2 separate regions of the Mus musculus genome follow, and region 2 is linked to region 1. Evidence: chromatin contacts called from ENCODE POLR2A ChIA-PET data. All regions are on one chromosome and are shown on one strand. The core of a region is the stretch at or near the end of the contact, and the rest is flanking DNA. Distances in the headings are between cores, read along the strand shown. Region 1 holds the start of Gpx4 (glutathione peroxidase 4). Region 2 holds the start of Cirbp (cold inducible RNA binding protein).

Evidence for each region. ChIA-PET counts read pairs that join two places held with the same protein, here RNA polymerase II (POLR2A).
Region 2: POLR2A ChIA-PET joins it to region 1 with 41 read pairs in Patski. The contact joins the promoter of Cirbp here to the promoter of Gpx4 in region 1. POLR2A ChIA-PET finds 5 or more read pairs at or near these places in 4 of 5 experiments (Patski and embryonic stem cell).

Annotation. Positions count from the first base shown.
Region 1 is chr10:80,051,519-80,055,733 of GRCm38, reverse strand. It overlaps Gpx4 (glutathione peroxidase 4), which reads right to left and starts at 2,169. Exons shown (of 7, transcript NM_008162.4): 1 at 2,019-2,169; 2 at 1,126-1,220; 3 at 890-1,034; 4 at 615-766. The coding sequence starts at 2,102.
Region 2 is chr10:80,165,979-80,169,747 of GRCm38, reverse strand. It overlaps Cirbp (cold inducible RNA binding protein), which reads right to left and starts at 1,909. Exons shown (of 7, transcript NM_007705.3): 1 at 1,832-1,909.

The DNA.
Region 1 (4,215 bases), core at 920-3,419:
TTAGAGGAATGCACTGCTCTTCTGGGGAATGGGCTACACTCCCAGCACCGAAAGTCTGTTAACTCCAATTCCCAGGACTCACAGGCTGTCTTCCGGCCTTGGAGGGCTTCAAGCATGCATGCATGCATGACACAGACTTGCATGCACACAAAACGCATACACAAAATGAAAATAATCTGGCGTGGTAGGGGCAGACAGGCCAAAGACTGTGAGCACTGGCTGTCCTTAAAGAGCACTCAAACTCAGCCCCCAGGCCCCACTTGGTGGCTACCAACCCACCAACCCCAGCTTTGGCAAATTCCATGCCCTCTTCTAGTCTCTGCAGACACTGTACCTACGTGGTACACATAAATACACTCAGACAAAACACCCATACACATAAAATACAACTAAAGTCATCTTTGAGGCTCAGCCAGGTGGTGCACACCTTTAATCCCAGCACTTTAGCAGGGCAGGCAGATCTCTGAGTTCTGACCCAAACTAGAGCTACACAATGAAACACACACACCCCCCCCCAAAAAAAACAAGGAAAAAAAAAAAACCTAAAAATTTGGCACCTGCTCCCCACCCAGGTCCAGAGCCATCTGTCCCCTCCCTCCCCCAGGGCCACTCACTTTCCCAGCATGCCCCTGCCCTTGGGCTGGACTTTCATCCATTTCCACAGTGGGTGGGCATCGTCCCCATTTACACAGATCTTGCTGTACATGTCAAACTTGACGTTGTAGCCGGCTGCAAACTCCTTGATTTCTTGATTACTTCCTGGCTCCTGCAGGAAGCAACATTTACTTGGAAGATACACTACACTGTACACTGAGACACACACACACACTGACACAGCCCCCCACCCCCACCCCGTATGAGGGGCATTGCCTGGGGAACAGCCACACACCTGCCTCCCAAACTGGTTGCAGGGGAAGGCCAGGATTCGTAAACCACACTCAGCATATCGGGCATGCAGATCGACTAGCTGAGTGTAGTTTACGTCAGTTTTGCCTCATTGCGAGGCCACGTTGGTGACGATGCACACGAAACCCCTGGGAGAGAGAAAGAGTGGGAATGAAGCCAGTCAGGAAATCCCCATTTTCAGACCAGCCATGCACACCGCCCATATGACTAGAAACCCACCTGTACTTATCCAGGCAGACCATGTGCCCGTCGATGTCCTTGGCTGAGAATTCGTGCATGGAGCGCGCACAGCGCCAATCATCGCGGGATGCACACTGTAAAACAGGAAAACTGAGTGTCCTAACCCAGGTCCCCTAGGGGAGAAGAATCCGGTGCCAAAGAAAGAAAGTCCTGGGGCACTAGGTGGAGGAGTCTCAAGGTTCCTTCCATTAAGTACGCCCCTTTCAGGTCGTCCTGATAAGATCTGTGGACACCCCTAGAATATGCTACCAGGGAAGAGGACGGCAGGGGTATCCCTGGCCGCACACCAAGCCCAGGAACTCGGAGCTGTTGCAGTACTGGGGAGGCTCTTGCAGCAGAGGCCCCGGGTTGAAAGGTTCAGGAATGGGCTCCATCCGGCGAGGGCGCGCCCTCCTGCGGCGGCGCGCGCGCGCTTTCCTTCGCCGAGGGCCCGGGCGTTTCCTAGGACTTTGGCGTCCAGGTCCACGGCGTCGCCGGCCTCTCGGGGATCCGCCGCGCTGTCTGCAGCGTCCCCGCTTGCGGGCGGCCGCGCGGCCCATGCCCGCCGGTCTGTGCGTCCCAAGCACAGCGCGGGGACAAAGAGCCGGTAGCCAAGGCGCCGCCGACTGTGACGCACCAGGCCGGGCAGGGCGCGTGACCAGGTCAGAGCCCGCTATGGTGACCCCGACACCGGTTCTCACCGCCCAAGGACCTCCCGCGCCGAGGCCTAGCCTTGTTCAACCCCGGAGATGCCTATCAGGCTCCGCTTTCCCACCTGGGTGCCCCCTTCTCTAGCTAACCGATCCCACGACCCCTGATCTCCACCCTGGATACGGTGACCCGACTCCGAACCCCGCCCCCACCCGCGATCCTCCAAGTTCCCAGTAGCCCACCATGGTGCCTGCCAGACCAGGCGCAGCCAGAGCCCCGCACAGCAGTGCTGGCTTAAGTAAGCGGCTCAGACGGCCCCAGCTCATCTCGGCGGCCGGAGCCAGCGGCTCCTCCCCTCACGCAGCCGACCAATGGACGCGCGAGGCCGAGTATGGCTTGCCCGCCCTCGGGCACGCCCACTGACGTCTCTTATTGGTCAGATGCGCCTGCGCTAAGACGCGAGGCCCCTGCAGCCAATGGGAAGCCTGAATGAAGGGACGGCTTGGGCGGGGCTGGGCTTACGAGTTTGTTGTTATCAGCAACTGCGCATGCCCAGTGATAGGGACGCGGGAGAAACGGGAGCCGCGTTCTCGCGGACGACGCGTTGGAGGGCTGTGGACAGTTATCCGCGAGGTTGCCTGCAGCGGAGCAGGGTGCCAGGGCGCTTTGGGGAACCTCTGGGAATAGAAAGCGTGTCAAAGTCATCCCCTTAAAGAGCCCCTTTGAAAGTACAGGAGTCTCCTTTTTCTACTGGAAACAGAATCTCATGTAACCCAGGCTAGCCTTGGACTGTTTATATAGCAGAGGATGACCTTGAACCCCTGGACCGCCAGCCTCAGCCTACTGAGTGCTGGGATCTCGGTGTCGGCCAATCCCCACATCCCTTCCATTTCTATTTTCTTTATCAGAGGTTGCCTCCTGTAGCTCAGGCTAACCTAAACTATGGAATGGCAAAAGTGTGCTGCCATGAGGTGTAGGGATGGAACCCAGAACCTGCAGCATGCAAGTGAGGGCTCTCAACCCATTGAGTCCCGAACCCCAGATGTAGCTTCTCCCCCCCCCCTCGACCCCCAATTTTACAGTTCAGCCGGTCTTAGAACTCAGCAATCCTGCCTTAGACTCCTAGGTACTAGGGTGATAGATAGGTCAATGACACCAGGCCCTATCTTGTCACCTGTAGATATTGATTCCTGTGAAGTTGATTTGAGGGGGTGATAAGAGGGCTTGGTGAGAAAGCCATTGCCATGAAAACACAGGACTATGTCCCAATCGAAGCACCCACGCAATCTGGTGCACAAGGATGCTCTTGTAATTCCAGAACCTGCGATTCCGAGGCTGGAGCATCCCTGCAGCTAAGTCAGGTCACCCAAGTACTCGTGGTCAGAGAGAGAACCTGCCTCAAAACCAAGATGGAGATGGGCCTAGTGGTCACACTCTTAGCCCCAGCCCTTGGAGCCTAGAGGGCAGCCTGGTCTGGTAAGCAAGTTCCAGGTCAGCCAAGGCTACAGTGAACCCTGTGTCAGGAAAGCAAGGTGGCAAGAGACATATAAATAGTTACTATTGTCCTCAGAGGTCCCTGCCTACATCAAAGAAGCCACAGGTCTTAGGGGCCTAAGTGAGAAGCTGAAGGCCCAACAGTTCCTCCTGCAACTTCACCTATGGCCTTGTCCAGCCCCCACAGCTCTCAGCCCAGCACTGGGCCCTTTGCCCTCCCCGTGTCACAGGAGTGACTCAGGACATTCCTCAGCTCAGCTGCCTGTCCACGCCCTCGCCTGGACTCTAATCCCTTCAATCCTCTTTTTCTGAACCCTGGAGTAAGCCATCCGCGAGACAGGAGCCCTCCCGGGGATCTGGGTCCAAGGGAGCTCACGCCCCACGGGCAGACACCCCCCCCCCCAAGGTTAAGATGATCTGGGGTGTCAGATACATTCTTGCCCAATCCTGTCCTGTAAGTTCTCAGTTGCCCTGAGGGCCCCCCCCCCCCCCCCGCCTCAGGAAGTCAGCTGTTTCCTCCCAGCCCCCAAGCTGGGGTGACACTGAGAGTCACTGAAGACCTCTAAGGGACTTGCACTTGAGCTTTAGCTTAAGTTGTAAATACACAACACACCCTCACAGGGCGTCTCAAAGGCCCGTACTTCTGGACGAGGGGCTGGGGCTGAAGGGCTGGGGCTGAAGGCGGCCACTCAGGAACCCAGCCCCAGGCTCTGGGAGGGATCTGCATATGGAGTGCCTTCCTCTCCCAAGTGACCCCAACTTCACCCTAATTCAGCCAGTTGGGAAATGAAGATCTGGGCTTCTGCGAAAAGCTACTTGGCAGTTCCTGAGAAGCTACCAGCTTCTGGACAGAGCCTGACTTTTACCTCATTGTTATTTTGGAGACAGGGTCTCACGTAGCCCAGGCTGGCCTGAAACTCACTTTGTAGCCAAGGATGACCTTGA
Region 2 (3,769 bases), core at 660-3,159, 110 kb before region 1:
TAGCATATTTAAGAATATGCTTTTCAAAAAAAAAAAAAAAAAAAAAAAAAGAGTAACATATTTTATGTGCACTGGTGTTTTGTCTCCATATATGTCTCTGATGCTGTCAGATCTTGGGAGTTAGTTATGAGGTGCCATGTGGGTGTTGGGAATTGAACCTGGGTCTTCTGGCAGGCAGGCAGTGCTCTCAACCCCTGAGCCAACTCTTCAGCCCCCCACATTCTTTGCCTTTAAAAAATTGAGACAGTGTCTCCTTTTATAGTCCAGGATGGCCTTGGAACACCTGTAAGGATAAGTCACTGAAAGCTTTAAGGAGTTAAAGCTGCCTCTTCCCATCCCTTACCTACATATGTATGTATGTATGTATGTATGTATGTATGTATGTATGTATGTATATAAATAAAAGTAACCCACAGCTGGACATGGTGGTATATGCCTTTGATCCCAACACTTGGGAGACAGAGGCAGGCAGATTTCTGTGAGTTTTGAGGCCAGCCTGGTCTGCAAAGAGAGTCCAGGATAACCAGGAGTACACAAAGAAACTGGGGGGGGGGGGCTAGGGGGGAAGCATGGGGGTGGGGGGAGAGGACCCCATGGTCTTACTGGGAAACCTCAGCTTCAAGTGGGGTTTCTTTCACACCTCTCATCCAGCCATTCAAGTCACCGAGATGGGAAGATCAATGAGAAAAAGGACACTGTGGATCAGTTTGAGAGACTGTTTCAAAACAAATACCCATCTCGCCTAGCCTGTGGGAGTTGGAGGCAAAGGAACAGAATCCAAAACCAAATACAATTGCACAGCAAGTTCAATACCCTTCTGGGCTACACAAGAGGGAACTCTTTTTGCTTTTATCATCCCAAAGGCATATGGAATACTTTGTCATACAGCTGAGGCTAACCTTAAATGATTCTAGGTCTTGATTACACCTGGCCAGAGAATCCCAAGGTTAGGATCAAAATGGCATGGTCACTTTGCAAATGTGTGTGGTTGGGGACAGAAATGATAGTGACTGCCTACCCTCACTAGCATAGAGTTGTTGGGCCAGAGAAACTTCACTACTGAAATACGCTTTTAGGGTACTGTCTGGAGGTGTGCCAGTTGTGGGATGCCTCGCTTACTCAGCCAAGGACTAGAGAAATGTTTTTGCACGATGGACTCAAGGGAGAAAGGAGGTTGGCCCAAGAGGCGTGGCTAGCGAAAGGGGCGTGGTATCTAGACAAAGTCATTATTGGCAACCGACAACTTGGAAAATAAGTCCACTATACCACGAAACCAGTCTACCTTGGGGGCAATAAACTTGGGGCACAAAAGGACAACATTCAAGCCTACATGTGCTTTTTTGTTCCCCACGTGGAACCACAAGGGAAGAGAAAACCGAGGTAGAGCCAGCTGGAGTAAAAGGGTCGCACGCGACACAGCTCCACATCTGCGGACAACCGGACTTTGGAGGTAGGAGCGCCCCGCCCCCGGAGCAGCGCATGCGCCAAGCGCGCACCCTGCGCCATTCCATCCGGGCACTCGGCAGTCCCGCCATTTCGCCGGCGAAGCTTTTCAAAGCATCGCGGCGGCCATTTTACAAAAAAAAAAAAAAAAAAAAAAGCCCACCGTTAAGGTCGGCCTCGGCCCGGGGATGACGCGCGGTGGAGGACGCCCTCCGACAAGCGTGAGGCCCCAGTGTCCCGCTGCCCGCCTCGCCGCCGGCGGGGCGGACTCCAACCCGGGCCCGCCCCCAAGTCCCAGGGGCGTGCCGCTGCGGCTCCGCCTCGCCCGAGAGTCACAGGCCGCCCGCCGCCCCGGGCCCCTCAGAGCCGGTGCCGCCAGAGCCCTCACCGCTGAGTCGGGCAGGTCCCTGACGCGAGCGGGAAGACAGCGCGCCACACACACCCAAGCTTCCTAAGGCGCGAGTGCGAGGGGGAGCGCAAGAGTCCCGCCTGATATACTCCACTCCTGGAGCCACGCCCCTTAACCCGCCCACCACGCCGCGCTGACCAATCCGACGCCTTAGATTCGGCATCTGCGCCTCGGTGGAGGGGCGGGACTCCGTTGGCTTTGCCCTAGTCCGCGCGGAGGCGCTGAGTGTTTTGATTGGCTGGAATCTTTCCTGGCCGCATTTTTCCCCCCCACCCCCCGCCCGCTAGCGACTAGGAGGCGGGGACAGCTGATTTGGAGGCGGAGCTGACCCACTTCCGCGTTCCCGACCCGTTTGTCCTGCGGCGGGGAACAAAGAGCTTTTGCTACCTCAATGAGACTCCCAAATATGGCTCCAACCTTGACTCATCGACTCAACACTTTTATGTTCTTTTTTTTCTTTTAATATTTAATTACAGTTATTTAACTGAGGCGCATTTGTGAAGCCAGAAGACAGATGGAGTCTCTCCTTCCATCATGTAGGTCCTAAGGATCATACTCAGGATTAGCCACAAGCAGCTTTATCCACTGAGTCATCTTGCTTGCCCCTCTTCTCCGTTCTTGCTCATGAAACCAAAACCACCGAATTACTCTAGTCCAAAAGTACCTCCCAATACAACTGCTGCCTAACAGTTCTTTGGACCCCAAGGACACTCCATAAGATCAGCCCTAAAATTTCCATCCCAGTATTAATCACAATGTCAAGATTTTCTCTAGATTTCCTGCACCCAACTCAGTTTTCCTACAAATCTCAACCTGCTGTATAACGACCATTTGAACCCTGATTTCTGCCCATCTCCAACCAGGTGTACATTACCACACAGATGGCAAAACACCACTCTTTTCAATGTGTACCTGCATTTTCTAGAAGAGACCCCAGAGTCTCAAGCATGCCATGGAAGGATTTCTATCCTTGAGCCACACCCCTAACCCCTCACTGCAGAATTCTAAGTAGTGGCTAAACCAAGCTACATCCTTAGCCTTCTTAAACACACACACCACAGAGAACAAAACAAAAAAGTGTATTTTAATTTTATGTATATGGGTGTTTGCCTGAATGTCTATGCAGCACTTGCCTATCTTGCGCTGACAAAGACCAGAAGAGAGTGCTGGATCCTTTGGATGCAGAGGTCCAGACAGCTGTGAACCTTTATGTGGATTCTGAGAATTGAACCCACGTCCTCTGCAAGAGCCCTTTACCACTAGGCCATTTGATCCTTTGAGACAACCTACATTTTTCAATCTATCCTTGAAATCCGTAGGCTCACATCCCAAGTAGCTGTGATAACAGACCCATGTCTCCAGGCTACATTTTCTTCTCCCTCCACTGTGGTTTTGAGAGTCCTGAGTCCTGAGTAGCCTATGTAAGGATCCTTTTTTTTTTTTTTTTTTTTTTTTTGGTTTTTCAAGACAGGGTTTCTCTGTATAGCCCTGGCTGTCCTGGAACTCACTTTGTAGACCAGGCTGGCCTCAAACTCAGAAATCCACCTGCCTCTGCCTCCCTAGTGCTGGGATTAAAGGCGTGCGCCACCACGCCCGGTTTTATGTAAGGATCCTAACTAACCCCCATCTAAGGCAGTTCACCTCTCACTTCAATGGCTTCTGCTTAATATATGGCCTGAGGAACAAGCCAGTGCAGACATCTCCCTAGATATCAGTGATAGGAAATCCACACTTCAGCACTGCCCCTTGGAGAGAGTACAGTCTGGTGACTTGAGAACTGAGACATCCCAACCCTGCTTTAAGCCTCAGACTCACTGACCTTCAGATGAAGTTGGTCGAGGTGACCCAGCTGTCACCAGGAGAAGAATGCCAGGACCCCTCAGGGATTCGATGCTCCCCTCCCCCTAGACAGCAGCT